Linked DNA regions of Mus musculus: region 1 is linked to region 2. Evidence: chromatin loops called from intact Hi-C (ENCODE). Cell type or tissue: left cerebral cortex. All regions are shown on one strand. Each heading gives the region's core, and the rest is flanking DNA. Links, peaks and the distances in the headings are about the cores only.

What was found. Peaks named below come from ENCODE experiments on the same cell type or tissue, not always from the same donor. Only the 100,000 strongest peaks of a DNase experiment are listed, where the experiment ranks them.
Region 1: it touches region 2 in a loop (9-fold over the local background); 4 of 42 quality-filtered maps call a loop at or near these places.

Annotation. Positions count from the first base shown.
Region 1 is chr15:31,393,143-31,402,282 of GRCm38, forward strand. Gm41286 (a long non-coding RNA gene) reads right to left here. Exons shown (of 3, transcript XR_875100.1): 3 at 7,920-9,140. Among named protein-coding and RNA genes, the nearest start is that of Gm41286, 11 kb to the right of the region's middle. In left cerebral cortex, for the core only: a CTCF peak has its summit at 4,431 (motif pointing left); DNase peaks (open chromatin) are centred at 1,303, 2,856, 3,770, 4,749 and 3 more places; H3K27ac peaks cover 6,691 bases.
Region 2 is chr15:31,332,050-31,341,189 of GRCm38, forward strand. All of the region lies in intron 1 of Ankrd33b (ankyrin repeat domain 33B), which reads right to left. Among named protein-coding and RNA genes, the nearest start is that of Ankrd33b, 31 kb to the right of the region's middle. In left cerebral cortex, for the core only: no CTCF peak of the experiment used is centred there; DNase peaks (open chromatin) are centred at 4,938, 5,559, 6,112 and 6,660; H3K27ac peaks cover 3,410 bases.

The DNA of each region.
Region 1 (9,140 bases), core at 640-8,639, 61 kb after region 2:
CCCCAAACACTCACAGATCATTCTGCTGTATAATCACACACTTAACACACACACACACACACACACACACACACACACACACACACATCTTCTCACGCCCCTGACCCACACTTCTCAAACATTCACACTCAGTTACACTCACACACCCACATTCTTTCAGACACACACTCTTGCACACCTTGTACACATCCATACACTGACAAACACTGGCCATCTAGTTCCATGTAGAAGACCGAGGAGGAAGGGGTGTGTGTGAGAGAGTCAGAGAGAGAAAGAAACAGATAGAAAACAGAAACAGAGAGAGACACACGGAGAGAGTGTATGTCAGAGTATAATTGTGTGCATAAGTGTTCCCGGAATTGCGGCCATATGTGTATGCGTGAGGAAGAATGTGAGGACGTAGGAGTCTGTGACAGTGAGTGTGGGCTGCTAGTTAACACAGGGAAGGCTGAGATGGCCCTGTATAGAGCAGGTGCTGGGTTACATAAGAATTTATGTAAAAAGGGACAGGAGAGAAACCCTGGCAGAGGCTCCTGTGTCCTGCTTTCTGTTTCTTGAAGCATGAGAACCACTCAGTGATTTCCAAGACTCTACATTTCTTCCGAATTTTGCAGCCCTGGGCCCTCCCAGAGTGTCCTGTCAAAAACAGTGCAGGCTGTTAGGGCTCAGGAGACCATGGTGAGTGGCCCATGGATTTTGCTGGACACCGTCTTATCTGGTTCAGAAGCAGACCTCCTCTTTCCTGTTTAAGAATGCCAGTCACCAGCACATTCCACAAAGCTGAAATGAGTGGAAATTAGGATGTCACCTGAGGGAGAGATAGCTCAGAGGTCAAGAACTCATACTGCTCCTGCAGAGGACCCAGCACTCACACCAGGCAGCTCACAACCACCAGTAACTCCTGCTCTAGGGAATGCGATCCTCTCTTCTTGCCTCTAAGGGCAACTGCACTTGTGTATACACATCCTCACACAAACACACAAAAGTGTCACCTGTCCATGGCAATTCCTTCAGCTGGAAAGGTGATGGACATGCTTGCGGTGGGTGGAGGGCACACTCGTGCATTTAAACCTAAGAAATAAAAAGTCTGGAGGCTGTAAATGATCCCAGAGCAAGCTGCACTCTTGAGGTGCAGAGACTGACCCTTGATCAGAGGCATTGGGAGCAGGACCCGCCGAAGGGGCATCTAGAAGCATAGGAAGGTATTTTAAACCTTCGTTAGCATGGTGACAGCATGATTGTATTGGTTGAGAGTTGGTTATTGGCTCCCTGCAAAGTACCAGGTGGGAAGTGATATTTAACTTTAGCGGCTTTCTTCTGTAGCCTTGATGTTTCTCAACATCTCTTTCCTGCTCGGTGCTGAGGAGCGGTGCTTGGAGGAAGGGCATTCAACCTCACAGAGACCAAGCGTCAGAGGCATCCTAGCTGCGCTTACAGAATGGCAACCACTTACCATGTAGAGCTACAAATCACCTGGATTGTAGCTGTCCTAATTAGAGAGGTGCTGGAAGATGAACATGCAGAGAGAAATTTTAAGATTTAGTAACAAAAGTATGTATACTTTGCTAACACGTTTATGTTGGTTATGTGTTGAAATGATAATCTTTTCAATGTTTTGGATTACAGAAGTTGTTACCAACAGAAAGTTAATAACTAGTATAGCATACTGTTACGTTGTAGTTTATTGTCAACTTGACAGGACTTAGAATCCGGTATGTCTGAGGAGGGTTATCTTGACAGTGTTAACTGAGGTGGGAAGAATTGCCCACTGTGGGTGGCACCATTCCCTAGACAGGGATTCTGGGCTGTGTAAAGTGGAGAGATTGAGCTGAATGCTACTGTGTGTGCATTCATGGCTCTCTGCTCATGATTGAGGATGTAACATGACCAGCTTCCTCAGCCTCTTGCCACTGTAACTTCCCTACCATGGTGTTCTGACTTTTCTCCCTTATCCCTTAAGTTGCCTTCATCAAGGTATTTTATTAGAGTAGTAAGAAAAGTAATTAAGATATATATATATATATATATATATGTATATATATACATATATATTCTATACAAATTAAACCATATAACCATTTTATTCTAACACTATATAATAATATGTATGTAGACATCATACTATTTTATTATCATCCTATATTTGGTTTCTTTTGTCTTTTAAGAGGCAGGGAATTGAATCCATAGCCTCATAAAGGTCAGGAAAGTGCTCTGCCACTGAGCTGCATCTCCTCCCATATTCTACTGTTACAGTATAGTATCCTGTGACACCACAGAGTTCGTAAAGCTTAAATGTAATTAGCATAAGAGACCAGGTGAGTAGGCTATCTCACACTGGTCATGTCCACCACTTCCCATGAAGACTGGGCTAGGATGCTTTTGCTCATGGACAGCCTGACACTACCTTTGGTCCCAAGACAAAGTATCAGAAGGCAAGGACACCCCATAAAGCACCAGCCTGAGATGGATTGTGCCTGGTCCACTACTGCCTGTCCCCACCCTGTAACCAGGACCCTCCTGGGCCTATGTCTGAGAGGAACAGAAGCAGGCTCAGGTCTCAAGAGGGTCATCAGAGGCTCTTGGTCCTACCACACTGAGGACCCCAGCCCAGGGGTTCCCTACTGAATCAAATGGTGATATAATGATCAGAGTTGTGGCTCTTCTGAGCTCTGCCTTCCTTAGCACCTGCCTGTCCTTTCTGCCATCCTCGACTGCTTCATAACTGCTCTCAGTAGCTACACAGCAGATGTTATGTTCCAAACAACGTCCTGGGATTTCTTACTGAGCACACAGGATTTCCTTCATAGCTAGTAGAGAGGAATGTTTGCCTCACATGCCAAGTAGCCTATGATGGACAGGGAAAGAGAAAACACAGTTTGGGGTTGCTCTCAAAAAAATACAAAAACAATAACAAACAAAATCTGTTACACACTTCCCTCAGAGGACCTGGAACTGGTTTAGTCAAGACTGGGGCCCAAGCAACCTGCTGGCCCTGGAGCAGAAACAGAATCTTTGCAAAGTCCGATGTCCCGGTCCCTCCAAAGTCCATGTGATGCTCTGATGGACAGAGAGAAGTTCCCTTCCAGTGAACACTGAGCTATCCCTGGGGCTCCCTCCCCCGCCCTCCGCACACACACACACACACACACACATGCTGTCTCACACACATAAACACACACTCACACACACACACACACACACACACACACACACAGAGAGAGAGTGGGGGGAGCAGGGTGAAAATCATAGATTCGTGAAATTCCCCTGGCAAGAATTCAGGGTGATTTTCACGGGGGTCCCCCTAGAGATCCCCTCACGCTATTTTCTGACATGCCAATGTTCCTGGTGGGGACATCGCACTAAGGCCAGCCCTCTAGCCACATCCACTTCCTTGATATCTTTATTCAAGCCTTTGCAAATTTTCTTGTGTGCTTCTGGATCCCCAGATTCCCAGGACAGATGAGGTGTCTGTCGGCCTTGGATTGAAAGGCCTGAGTGTGTCACCTCTGACCCCTCCATCCAGAGCTTCTTTGGCAGGGACATCAGCGAAGGTGTGAAGGGTTCAGAGAAGGTGCTAGGAGGATCTTTAAAAGAGGGAGGATGAACAGAGAGAGAGAGAGAGAGAGAGAGAGCGAGAGAGAGAGAGAGAGACAAATCCCACTGACTTCATCTTTTCTGTGTGTGGGATGCATTTCTGAAATGGCTTGCAGATCCCAAAGCCTCCTTGCTTTTTATAGCACATCAGTCCTGGTCCCAAATTAGCAACCCCTAATCTCTCTCTGCTCTAGTTCTGGGGGGACACTAAGCTGCCAGGGAGGAGGCCCCTCCTCTGTCACATTGAGATCACCCGGCCAGGATGGGGGGCTGGGAAGCAAGTGGACTCGGAAGGTGACTGCCAGGAGAACTGGGCTCTCCTCGTGGGAGTCCAACCATGCTGTGGCTCTGTGGCCCTTGCCTTGGCTGCCCCGGGGAGAGGCTACTGAATTGGCCTGGACCTTCCAGTCATGGTTTTTTGTTCTTGGTCTCTATGCGGTGAGTTGGAGGGCTCACATACCGAGTATGTTGACACCTCTCTGTGACGACACTAACTATCCATATTAATCAGGCTTGTCAAAGGCTAATAAAAGGCTGGGAATGTGGCTCAGTGGTACTTGTCTAGCATGTCTGAAGTGCTGGGTTCCATTGCTTGCACTATGGACTCTTATATAAGTAATTCCAACAGTGGGAAGGTAGAGGCAGGAAGATCAGATGTTCAAGGTCAAGGTCATTATCACCCAGCCTGGGCTTCATGAGACCCTGTTTTAAAATAAATAGCTGGGGCGCTGGAGAGATGGCTCAGAGGTTAAGAGCACTGACAGCTCTTCCAGAGGTCTCAATTCCCAGCAACCACATGGTGGGTCACAACCGTCTATAATGAGATCTGGTGCCCTCTTCTGGCCTGCAGGATACATGCAGGCATGTATACATAATAAATCTTTAAAAATAAACAAACAAACAGCTAACAAAAACCACCCAGAGCAGAAGCATTTTGCAAATGCTGAGCACTGCCCCTGCCCTGCTCTGTGGAGGGTGTTTGCTTCTTTTAGGTGGCATACCCACGATCCTGTAGCTCTTTGTCCAGACAATCAGTTTGAGCTAGGGTCACCAAGCAGAGGCTCCTGGCCTTGACGCAGTCTGATCATGTCCTGCAGATGCCAAAGATGTGCAGGGTCCAGCATCGCATTCCAGCCGCAGCACATCATCAGGACCACCCTCAGGTGGCTGCTGGTGAGCAGTGTCTGTCCAAGGATGACCAAAGATGTGCAAGGACATCCTTGATGACAGACAGTCTCTGGGGGGAGTGAGACATCACCAGGGAGACAGCACAGTCACAGAGGACCTGGCAGACCTGGCCTCTGAGCAGACGATGCCTTCGAAGCCCTCCTCCAGCCCCTCAGCTTTCAGATGTGAAGAAACCATGGGATTCCAGGGGTGGAATGAACGAGCTGTGTGGTAAGGGCCCCAGACCCATCCCTAGAGGCCCACTCCCCTAATTAAAAAAAAAAAAAGATCTGGCTGTCCAAACAAATCCAGTTGCCATCATGACCAGCCCCCACCTCTACACTAAATGATAATATCATGGAATGCACAGCACACCACCTCATGAGGGGACATCATCTGTCACTGTACAGTTTTTTTTTGTTTTTTGGGTTTTTTTTTTTTTTTTTTTTTTTGAAAAATGGTTTCTCTGTGTATAGCCCTGACTGTCCTGGAACTCACTATGTAGACCTGGCTGACCTTGAACTCACAGACATCCACCTGCCTCTGCCTCCTGAGAGCTGCAATTAAAGGCATGTGCCACCACTGCCTGGCTAATACTTTTATTTTTGGAGGGGGGAGTTGATATTGGCCCCTCTATATGTAACCCTGGCTGTTCTAGAACTTGCTCTGTAGATCAGGCTGGCCTCGAACTCAGAGGTCTCTCTGCCTTGGCCTCTGCCTCCCAAGTGCTGGGATTAAAGGCGTGCACTACCACTGCCCAGCTTCCATACTCAAATATTAAAACCGATTTTTTGGACCTCAAACTAGATTAATCCCACTGTCATCCTTCACACATTGAGGTTTGAACAGTGTTGCTTTTTCACTTTTTAAGAGCAGCAGGCGTACTGCGTCAGGCCCACCCTATTCTAGTACTCTCGTTAATTTCCTAAAGATCAGCCATTTGGCCATCTGATGGAGTGAGTCGTGCTTCAGCGGTGAGGTGGTGGGCACAAGTCACCCACAGCGTGGAGTGATCTAGCCTCTGCCACTGCTTGCTCGCGGATGCCATGTGAGACGGTGACATAAGAGCTGAAGGTTTGGACCTGCGAAGCTCTGGTGTGTTCTCAGCCATCCTACACACATCCTACAGACTCATTCACTTGGCCACAGCACAGGTTTTGGGATGCTTCGGGTGGAAATGAAACTAATTCAAATGCCTTTCAGGTTGAGAGAATGTTCAATCCACTACCGCATCCGAAAGGCAACCTTGAGATGGCTCTCTGCACATTTCCTACGAGAAAGGCAATCCTGTGACTGTCCTCAGCAGAGTGGCTTGATCATAACTCATTTTCTCTTCTGATGAGAGAATGGACAGACAGCCCTGGGTGGGTTTCTCATGGACACAGCATTAGTGGAATCATGGTGGCTTCCCATCTATTACTGTCTCTTTCAACAGCTCTTAGCTGGCAGGTTCTCTATACGGCTCAGGGTCCTAAACTCACAGAGCAAAGGCAAGGTTATATAGTCAACCCCACAGGAAGGAAAGAATAGAGGGAGAGAAGTTGAGGGCGGAGACAGAGGAGGGGGAAAATAGGTGGGGGGAGAAGGGGTCAACCTCCCTTATAACCCGAAGCTCTTCACTGACATGGTAAGAACTCGTGGGTTGAGTACAGTCGTGCGAGGCACAGAACTGGTGTGATGGGCAATGGAAGCCTTAGGAGGCCAATCTGTCCCACCTGCTGTGTGTCTGAGATTTGGGGTTCAGGTGTAATGAAGATTGAGATTAAGACCTTGGTAATGGCGACCCTGGTAATGGGCTGAGGCAATCCAGGCAGAGCTCCTTGAGACTTCTTTCTCACTCCCTGACAGGAACCTTAATCAGCACAATCCGGTTCCTGCCTCCAGCATCTGAGGCACGAGCAACTCCAAGCTGGCTTCAAACTGAAGTTTCTCCTGCCTCAGCTTCCTGAGTGCTCGGTTGCAGGTGTCATCTTTACCATGGCCACCCCAACACTATGATGTGAAGTTGCTTGAGTGTGTTTTGTAAGTCAGAGATAATATTACACGTTAGAGCCTCTGGTTCCAAAATTCTTTAACAAGATCTGTTAACCTTATGATCTCTGATTCTTCTCATCCGTCCCCTGAGTATTTGGGGTGTCCTCACCTGCCCCAAGGCTTCACTTAGCATTTCCTGAGTGGAGGAATAGTCTGTGATAATTCCTTGTGGGTCTGATGCTAAGAGACGAGGCGGTGGCCCGCACAGGTTCTCCTGGTCATGTCTGCTGTCACGAAGGACCCAGCTTTGTGTCTATCTTTGTCAGTTGGGCTCCTGGTGTTAAGGCTTGTTTCCTGTTTTCATAGGGCTTCTGTTGCTCCAGATATTCCATGTACCTTTGAAACAGCAAGACGTGGGAGAAAAGTGCACCCATATTTGTGCCTCCTACCAGGAAACCCAAGTTTTGCAGGAATCGGTTGGCTTCTGCTTCTGCTTAGTATGTCTCTGGCTGCAAGGGAAATAAATTTCAGCACAATAGCTGCAGGCCTCCTCGGAAGGCAGAGGGGAGATGTGGTCATGGGGTGACTGATAATGAGTTTGCCACAGAAACTCAAGGTGACCTGAATGTCACTACTTAGGAGAGAGTCTTGGAAATAAATCCCAACTTGAATCTCACAAATGTTTAATTCCAGTAAATACATTTCATCTTTTTCGTGTGGCAGGGTTCAGCAGGAACTCCCTCTGAAGACACAGAGAACAAGAAGTGGTACCTGTCACTGGACACCAAAACTTATTTCTTTATGAAACTAGCATGCCTTACCATGGGGGAGGGGGCGCGGACCAAGCTCTCACAGAGAACTTCCCACATAGATGCTGGCCCTGTTATCTGGAGAGACATACTTTTAAAAGACACATTTATTTATTTATTTATTTATTTATTTATTTATTGGGGCATCATACCACAGAGTGTGTTTGGAGGTCAGAGGAGAGCTTGTGAGAGCTGGTTCTCTCCTCTGTACAGGTGTTGGGGATAAAACTTAGGGTCCTAGCTGGGGTTTTCTTGCTGTAAAGAGACTCCATGATCACAGAAACTCTTATAAAGAAAAAGCATTTCATTGGGGCTGGCTTACAGTTTCAGAGGTTCAGTCCATTATTATCATGGCAGGAAGCATGGCAGTGTGCAGGCAGACGTGGTGCTGGGGGAGGAGCTGGGAGTTCTACATCTTCATCTGCAGGCAGCAGAAGGAGACTGCTAAAGCCACACGGAGCTGAGCTTGAGCAATAAGGCCACACCCCCTCCAGCAAGACCACACTTCCTAATAGTGCCACTCCCTTTGGGTCAAGCATTCAAATACCTGAGTCCCTGGGTACTGTTCCTATGCAAACCACCACACTTAGAGAATCGGGCTTAGCCACAGGGGCCTTTACCCACTGAGCCATCTCTGAGTGATGCACTTTAAATCAGCATGCTGCCTCTATTGAGGGAATCAGCATTAGATTTAGAATATCAGGTTGGGAGTCTCTTAGGAAGACCAGTTTGACAGACATAAAAGCATTCCTCGATTCCCACTTAAAAAACCACATGTGTGTTCCAAAATGAATCGCCAGCCTGGATCCCCAGACTCAGCTGTTTCTAGAATTCAAATCGGCCATCAGAGAATGGCATCTGGGTTTGCTGCTGCTGCTGTTGTTGTGTTGTTGTTGTTGTTGTGGGGAGCATGGTTTTTTAATGGGAACATACTGGAAATAGTGTGCCACAAGGTTTGAAAGCGGCTCCCAGACTGGGACCCCTGAGACACATGTGCTCTCAGTTCTGGGTCCTTGAGGCAGGTCCAGTCACAGGCTTGTGTCACTAAGGCCCATTCCTGGGGCTTCCTATGGGGACATGCCGCAGACCCACAAGTTGAGTTCACAGTCCCATGATTGAAAACTGACAAGGAGCCAGTGTTTTGGGGTGGAAGAGAATTCCCAAATGAAAGCAGGGTAAACCAGCACCCCATAGGCAGGCTAGACCCTCCCCCAGGAGCCCCCCCAAGAGTCAGAAGCGAGTCAAAGTGCTTGACTGTACCAGTAATCGGCTAGAGCAAATGGTGCCCGCTGCATCCAGGACTATCACAAACGGGGTCAGTGACCAGCGAGGTCAACAATAGCAGCACCATTCCCAAGTCAGGCTGCCCCAAGGGACTGAGGTTACCAAGGATGCAAGGCTGCTCTGCAGTACATAGTTGTCGGTAATGTCAGAGTCCAATTCTAAGATCTTCAAGGTCCCCACCAGGTGTGATCCCAGTCATGTCACCAAGACTCTTCGTTCAGGCAGGGGTCCTGGGGGCAGGTGCCATCTTGAAGCTACAGTGCAAAGGCTGAGAGGGCCAGGCAGCTGTCGATCTGTATCTCACCGGCCTGC
Region 2 (9,140 bases), core at 840-8,839:
AAGAAAGGCTCTGCTGGACACAGCTCCTTGATCTAGAGGATCAAGGCTTCCTGGCTTCCCAAAGCCAATCACACTTCCATTGATTATATGATACTCAATGTACACTAAGTTTATTACAGACAGACTAAGACAGTAACCAGGTTTAGGATTTTGTTTTTTGTTTTTTAAATCAAATCACATTAGGAGTAGAAAGAGTAAATTTTACCAAGCACCAGGCTGTAGGCCCTGAGAGGACAGCCCACACTGCCAGCAATAGGAATCTCTGCATTTCTTAGGGAAGGACAAAGGAAGCCACTGTTCAGAGTCACTGACTTAATACTGACACTCTATAAACAAGAGGAATCCACTGAACCTAGCAGCAAAGCAAGTAGCTGGAAGCAAAAAACACTGCCCAGTGTTTCTCTCTGACCCAAGTAACACTCAATATTCTCAGAAGTATCTCAAAGTTACAGGAGATACCACAATATACCAAAGATATCCAGGATACCAGCTACTTCATGAGGACATTCATGAGGCAAGACACAGACACAACTGGAGTGCCTCAAGAGAGAGGCCCCATGTGACCCAAGCAACAGAGTCTGAGAGACAGGGCCACTCAAGCCCGCTGGAGCCCAGATGATGCCACCATGAGCCATGAATGACAAACATGGAGTTTCATATTCGAGGTCTTGCTAAGCTTCTGCCCCACCCCCCTTCTGGAACAGGAATGCTTACTCTGTACCTCTGTATCCTGGAAGTGTGTGTATCAGTCACTTCTCTTTTCACTGTAACTAAATACCTGACAATAATCCACCTCAGAGGAAAGCTTTGTTTCCCCCTGTCAGTTGAGTAAGGGGTACAATCAGCTCTGGTGGGGGAGCCCTGACGTCAGCAGGAGACAGCTTCTCACATTGTACCTTCAGTCCGAAAGCAGAAAGAAGACAGGAAGTAGAGCCAAGCTCTAAAACCTCAAAGCCTGGGCCCCAGAAACCCACTTCTTCCAGTGAGGTTATACCTCAAAGTACTACAGCCGGAGACCACGAGCCAAAACAAAGAGCCCACAAACCAGGCACCGCACATCTTTCCACCTTTCACTCCAGCATGCAGGAGACAGAGGCAGGCAGATGTGAGTCCCAGGTTAGCCTGGTCTTCATAGTGAGTCCCAGGCCAGCCAGGGCTACATAGTGAGACTCTATCTCAAACAAAAAGACTATGGTAGCAGTTTTCAACCTATGGGTCATGACCTCTTTGGGCATGGAAGTGGGAGGGTGGAGGAAGGTTGGGGGGGGGGCAGTATCAAATGACTCTTTCACCGGAATTGCCTAAAACCATAGAAAAACAGATATTTACATTACGATTCATAACTGTAGCAAAATTGCCGTTATGAAATAGCAATGAAAATAATTTTATGGTTGGGGGGTATCCGCACAACGTGCGAAACTGTAATTTAAGGGTGGCAGAGTTAGGAAGGTTGGGAACTTATGGAGGCCTATGGAGATATTTCACACTGAAAACATAGCAGTATCTAACTCGCTCTTGATGCTCATAGAGCTGACAGCTAAGAGACTATTTTGAGTCTTTGGGATGACTTTGAACTTTGAGTTTTGTAACAAGTTAGGACGCTAAGACTGTGGGGACTCTAGAGATGGACTAATGCCTGCTGTATTGGGATCCACTTACGAATCTGGAGCCCTGGGCTTGATGGTTACAACTTGAGGTGATACATTTGGGTGTCAAGTTGACCAGAGGTAAGCTTGGAATGATGAACCTTACCGGCAACCTGGTTGGATTAAGAGATGACTAGGGTAGCGGTTCTCAACCTTCCCAATGCTGCTACCCTTTAACACAGTTCCTCATGTTGTGGTGACCCCCAACCATAAAATTATTTCTGTTGGTTCTTCATACTTGTAATGTGCCACTGTTATGAATCATAATATAAATATCTGTGTTTTCCAATGGTCTTAGGAGACCCCTGTGAAAGAGTCCTTCAATCCCCCAAAGGAATAGTGACCCACAGGTTGAGACACACTGGCCGAGGGCATTACTAGCATCTACCTCGGGGCTTTGTACGTCAAGTGTTTCCAGAGAGGTTTAACTGAGAGGTGACGGTCTACCCTAAGTGGTACCCTCCCATGAACTAGGGTTCCAGGCTGAATTAAAAGGAAAACTCCAGCTGAATTCCACCCATCCTTTCATCTGCCCAGATGTGAGCAAGCAGCTCCCAACACTAGGCATGACCTGGTCCCTCTGTCAGCCCATCCCTGACTAGAGGCGTGGCATCCCTGAACCATGAACCAAAAGTCTTTCACTTTAAGTTGCTTCTTGTTGGGCACTTGGTAGTACTTGGTAAGAGAAGTAACCAACATACTAAAATACAGGATGATCGTTGTCATGTCAATAGCCATGAAAAAATTACTGGAAGTTATATTAATTGTGGCTAACTACATATAATTAATGCTACTTAGCTTGGAAATTTCCCTCTAGGCTTCAACCAGGATTTGTTATATGCTTAGAAGACATGAGATCAATGCTGGTTCCTGCCCCCTCTCAAAAAAAGTTCTTTTTAAACTAGAACAAAGAGTTAAGGAACAATTTTTCTATTGTATGACTTCATTAAGCATTTAAAATGATATGTATGAAGAAATTTAATCATGAAGAGAGCATTAAATAGTAAAATAAAGTAAAAACAAGTAAGCTTTTCTAAAAACAACTGAAAAAAAATTTTTTAAAGATTTATTTATTTACTACATGTAAGTACACCATAGCTGTCTTCAGACACACCAGAAGAGGGCTTCAGATCTCGTTACGGGTGGTTGTGAGCCACCATGTGGTTGCTGGGATTTGAACTCTGGACCTTCGGAAGAGCAGTCGGGTGCTCTTACCCACTGAGCCATCTCACCAGCCCAACAACTGAAAAATTAAGTGTTAACAATTCAACAGGGGGTGGGGGGACCAGGAAGAAAATCCCCAGGATTTCAGCATGACTGGTCTGAATGATGTCATTTTTCTTCAATAGTAGTAAGCCTCATTCTTCAGTAATGAATGGTTGGTCCTGTTTAATAATCAGAAACTTATTTAAGAAAACAAAACCTTCAGCAAAGCTCCTCATGGCATGCCTTTAGTAAGTGCATGAGTTGTGAAGACACACTACAAGAGAGAGAAAGCTGCCTTTTGTTCCACAGAAAATAGAGGGGCGGTCCTGATAAGCTTACCACACCAGCCGTCAACCAATAAGGGAATAAGAAACTGAACCTCTCAAAGGCTATAGCTTATGATCAACTTTATGGACTTCTGGGGGAAGAAAAAAACTCCATACAATTCAATATAGGAACCTAAATTGCCCAGTAGTGTCAGACTCAAAGAATTAAACCCCTTTGAACACATAGAACACATTGGGCTATCTGCAAGCATTTCCCATTTCTTTATCTGCAGGCCCTCAGACATCAACTCAGTCTACTTAGTGTGTCTGTGTATGGTCGTCTCTATGTGTACATCGGTGCATGCGCCTGTGTGTGATAAGCGCATGTGCACACACACATGTATGTATACATGGAGACTAGCGACTGAGGTCTAAGTCAGCCTGTCCCCAACTTATTTTTGGCACCGTGTCTTTTCACTGAACCGGATACTCACCGATTAGCTAATCTGCCTGGTCAATAAACCCTTGGGGCCCATCTGTTACTTGCCCCAGACTCCAGAGCTCCTGACATTTTGAGGCGAGTGCTGGAAATCCCACCTCAGGTCCTTATGCTTGCCTGGCAAGCGCGTAATACCTTAAACAATCTCCCAGTCTCCCCACAACTTTTTGAAAGACAATATCTTCACAAATACCGAGCTGGATGCACCAGGCTGGTTTATACTAGATGATGGGCGGCAGGATTCAACACAACCAACGCAAAGGGTGGAGAATGAACAAGGTGGCTGATGAGTCCCTCAGACTAACCCAGTTGGATTCACGCTCTGCTCCAGCCACTCAAGGGAGGTCTCTGGACCGATAGCATCAGTGTTGCCAGGAGCTGGAGAGAAAGGCACACCTCAGGCCTCAGCCCCGGCCCCCAGAGTCAGAGCATACATTCTTTAATAAGCTCCCAAGTGGCCTGTGGGACCTGAGGCAGGAAGAGATGGGACAGGGCTGTGGGGTGAATGAGGCTCTCAGCTGAGCAGTGAAAGGACATGAGGCCAGAAGATGCAGGCAAGAATGCTGGGTGAGCGAGAAGGCTCTCGGCTGGGCAGTGAAGATGCTCGCACTGCCCGGGAACCCAAATCCACACACTTCTCCTTCAGCAACACCAGACACGGTCCCCTGCACCTTCCTTTGTTTTCCTTTAACTGTGCTCTGTTTAATTTTAGTGAAGAGGCACATCTACTCTCTTGCCTGGTCCTGTCTTTCTCATGGTATATCCTAATAAATTCTTACCTATTTCCAATCTACAGACCCACAGTCACCCTCAAATGCCTCCTTCATGATACTACCAGCAAGCAGGCTGCATCGCTGAGAGCAAATGATAGCCCTGTGGCCAACAGGGCAAAAGGTCATGAAGAAAGGTCAGGAAATGGTGGCTTGTATTTTGTCTTCTAGATTTAAGAATACATAGGTATAGTTCTATCTGCTAAGACTGAGTAGCTAGACAAATATACACAGAAAATCAGCTCCTGGGAGGGGTGTCACACTGCCTCTAGAACCGTCTCCATATACTACCCTACCAGCAGGGACTGGTCACCAGCTAGGCTCTGGTAGTGTGTAGAAATAGGAAGAGGAACCCAGAAGATGCGTGTGTGTGTGTGTGTGTGTGTGTGTGTGTGTGTGTGTGTGTGTGTGGTCCTTCCTCTGGGGAAACTGGGTCTAGGGAAGGAGCCCAGGAAGTAAACAATGCAATATGAGGTGACTCAGGGGACAGCGGGTGGTGCACAGCAGGTGGAAACCAGCCATGCTTTGAGAGGGGTTGGCACAGAGCAGGCAGAAACTTCTTAGGCAGGAAGGATAGGACCATGTCACAATTGCAGAGAAGCCTCCAGGTCAAGGTGGTTCACAATCAGGGCCGAGGCTAAGTCAGGGAGAACCACAGTACGGTCCTCCCAGCATGGAGTGCAATTAGACTTTCCCCCTGAAAGCCTGGCTCTCCAATGGGAGGTGAGGAGGAAAGATAGCCTTCCATTTTCTTTTATTTTTAAAATAGTCTTTAAATACATGCTCCTGTCTGCTTTTTAAACAAAAAACAAAAACCCAGGCTACTGCCTCATTTGTGATTTCAGACGTAACTGAAACGGACATCTGTCTGTCTGACTCATAGCTGTCAGGGTAGATGACTTCGATGAGACATTCTGGGCTTTGGAATGTCTGTGCTTACAGGTGTTCGTTAATGTCTCCTAATGCGCTTTCTTTATGTAAAAGAATTTAAATTATAACCTTTTTTTCCAAATGTGAAGGTGTTCAATATCCTGAGTCACCGGGGAGATGCAAATCAAACCCGCAAAGAGACAGCAACGCACACCCACCAGAGAGGCTAAAATTAAAAAGACTGACAATACCAAATGTTGGCAAGGGTGTGGGGCGCGCATGTTCCCAGCAGACGGGGGTGTGAACACCACTGGGAAGCCAGTCTCTGTTAAAGCTTAGCATGTGCCTGCCTCATGACACAGCAGTGCCACTCAGAGACACGCTCCAGAGAAAGAATATCTGTACCCAAATTAAGACGGATACAAGAACATCGGGAGCCTGATTCATAACTCACAGCCCCAAATGACAAACAGTGTGGATGTTCATCACCAAGAAGCCTAACGAAGCTGGTATGACAGATCATACTTTCTCTCAGCTGGGGCGGGAGGGGAGGGGAGGGGAGGGGAGGGGAGGGGAGGGGAGGGGAGGGGAGGGGAGGGGAGGGGAGGGGAGGGGAGGGGAGGGGAGGGGAGGGGGCGATGGGACGGAAGAAAGGTGAAAGGGGAATCAAGTGAGTAAACCTGCACATACACAAATGTAGGAAACAGCTTTAACAATAGACGAAGAAAATCTTGCTACACGCAACAACACTGACGGATTTCAAATATTCTACTGAACCAGCCAAACCCCCGGGAAGGCTTGCTGCCATATAACTCAGTTGTACCAGTCTGAAGTACTCATCTGAGGAGGTTCAAAGCAGGGATTCCAGGAGAGACCTGGGCACTCGTGTTCACAGCTGCCTTGCTCACAATAACTCAAACACCCAAGGCGTCAGCAAATGGATAAGCAAAGTGTGGTGTACACACACACACACACAAGACTCTTTCTCCACTCTATGAGGAAATGGAACTCCAATACATGCCACAGCATACATGAACCTGGAGAATAGTGTGCAAGTGACATAAGCCAGGCACAGAGGGGCACATATATCCCCATGTGCATTTTTCATTGCTGGGGTAAAATAATTTGCAACCAAAAAACAAAACAAAACAAAAACAAGACAGCAACAACAAAGACTCAAAGTTAGGGTTTTTGTTGGTTTATGGTTCCAAAGGGGGAGTCCATAATGGCAAGAAAAACATGGCAGTGGGCGCCAGGAGCAAGACGGTTGGTCACATTTTGTCACACAGAAAGCTGGGAGAGCTAACTGCAAATGTAGTGAGCTATAAACTATCAAAGCCCACGCCCAGTGCTGTCTTCCTTCCAGCAAGACGGTACATCCTAACGGTCTGGTGACCTCCTCAAACAGCACAATCAACTAGTGACAAGTGCTCAAACACCTGACCTGAGGAGGGGAGTGGGATTGTTCATTCATCACCTGACCTGAGGGGCGTGGCAGGTTGCTCATTCAATCACCTGACCTGAGGGGCGTGGCAGGATTGCTCATCCAATCACCTGACCTGAGGGGCATGGCAGGATTGCTCATCCAATCACTTGACCTGAGGAGCGTGATACCATTGCTCATTCAAACCACCTCAGTCTGTTTATGTGAAACACAGAGTAAGCAAATCAGAGTAGGCTAGAGAGCCGGGACTGGGGGAAGACAGAATTGGTGAGGTCTTCGAGGTTACACGGGTTGTTTCTAGTGCTAAAGCTTTGGAAACAGTGGTGGTAGTTACATAGCATTGTGAAAGTCATCAATGTCACGAAACTGCACTCTTGCATCAGTGGCTACTAAAGGAGATAGTTTTGTTACATACACTCACCACAACTTTTAAAAACAATGACATGGGGGCAGTTCAAACAGGGGAACTAACAGGTCCCTGCAGCTGTTAAAAAAGAAGAGGGCTGCAGCTGTTAAAAAAGAAGAGGGCTGGCGACTAGGATCAGTAGATTGGAACTATTGCTCTGGCAAGGACGGAAGCTGGTTTCCCAGCACCCATGTCAGGTACAATGCAGATTCTATCTTTGGATTCTGTGGGCTCCCGCACACACACACACACACACACACACACACACACACATCTTTTTTGTTGTTGTTGTTTTTTGGTTTTTTGAGACAGGGTTTCTTGGTGTTGTCCTGGCTGTCCTGGAACTCACTTTGTAGACCAGGCTGGCCTCAATTCTGCCTGCCTCTGCCTCCCAAGTGCTGGGATTAAAGGCGTGCGCCGCCGCCACCACCACCCAGCTACCCACAAACATCTTAAAAAATAAAACATAAAGAAATGCAAAGAAAAAGGCAATTTAAGAGATACACAGACAAATCTCAAAACCCTTTGAAATGAATGAAGAAAGCTGGGCACGGGACAAGACTGTGTGATTCTACTGAGGCTCCACCTGGGTTCTACTGATCCCCGGATTTAAAACAACCTATGTAGTGGCTATCTCTGATGGACAGGGACTCACTAGAAAGTGGGCAAAAGGAAGCGGACTGGAGATGGAGACCTGAATCTTGGAGTGGGAGATGACCATACAGGTGCAGATGCAGCCACATACGTAGCATCTGGTTGTTGATGTGTCACACATGTCAGATGACCATTGAACTTCCTGCTGCCCACAGACCTCACAGCCATCATGATGTCCCACCGTGGATGAACTGATTGTAATTTACTGTGCTGACAGTCATGTGAGATCATAGCACATAGGTGATATTCGGCCCATTATATCTGATAGTATGTATGCTCCTGGGTTGTGCATTTCCTATCTTATACCTTTCATAATTTTCTTTTTTTGTATATGTGTTTATATGAGTACACATACGTGTGTGTTCGTGAACGTGAAATTGCATATGTACAGGTGTCCAAACAAATATTGTGCACGTTTATAGAGAACAGGTGTCAACCTCTGGGTCATTCCTCAGACAGCAACCACTCTGTCTTTAGAGGCAGGGTCTCTCACTGGCCTGTAATTCATTGAGTAGAATAGCTGGCTGGTGTATGAGAACAAGGGAACTACTTCGTCTCCACCCCACAATGTCAGGATTACAAGCGCCCGCCACCACAGCTGGCTTTTCCTATTGTGGGTTCTGGAGATCAAATTCAGAGACTGAGCTACCTCTAAAGCTCTGACGACTGTGCTTCATACATCCTTTTACTAGCAAAAAAGAATTTTTTGGTAAAACAGGATGTTCTGTTATGGTTGTTTTTACTTGCACCACAAGACCACCTCGGCTTTCAGGAACACAATATGTGGTTCCGGTACACCACCTGACAACTCATTTTCAGAGGGCATACCTACGCTCGGAGTGTACTGCCAAACCTGTTGAAAATCATCCAGCTGCTAGAATGTACACGCTCTGCCATACCACACATTAGTGACACCTTCACAAAGCACTGTTAACATAACACAGGGTAGGGCAGACCAAGCACTGCAGTGCTGGAGGGCAGGGCCACAAGCTGGAGCTAAGAGCACTGTAGCCACTGAATGAGAAAGCAGCATCTCCCCAGGGTGGAAAGAAAGCAACTACAGGGAGAGAAGCATGAGGGAGTGAGCAAGGCTGAGGAGAAGCAGAAAGATCTACCTCTGATTGGGCGCCTGAAGAAGGAAACACTGTGTGTGTGTGGGGGGGGGGGGGGAGTTTAGGACTCTTTGTAATACAGCAAGGTACAGAAAGCCAAAACCATTTAGAACAATACCCATGTGCACGCTCAACATATATCAATTGGAAGGATAGGTTCATATTAGCACCAAGCTGAGGTTCGGGTTCATGACTGCAAGTGTAATTACTTGCAAAGGATGCTGGGATTACAACTGCACTCATAACGAAGTCATCCTATTGCTTTGG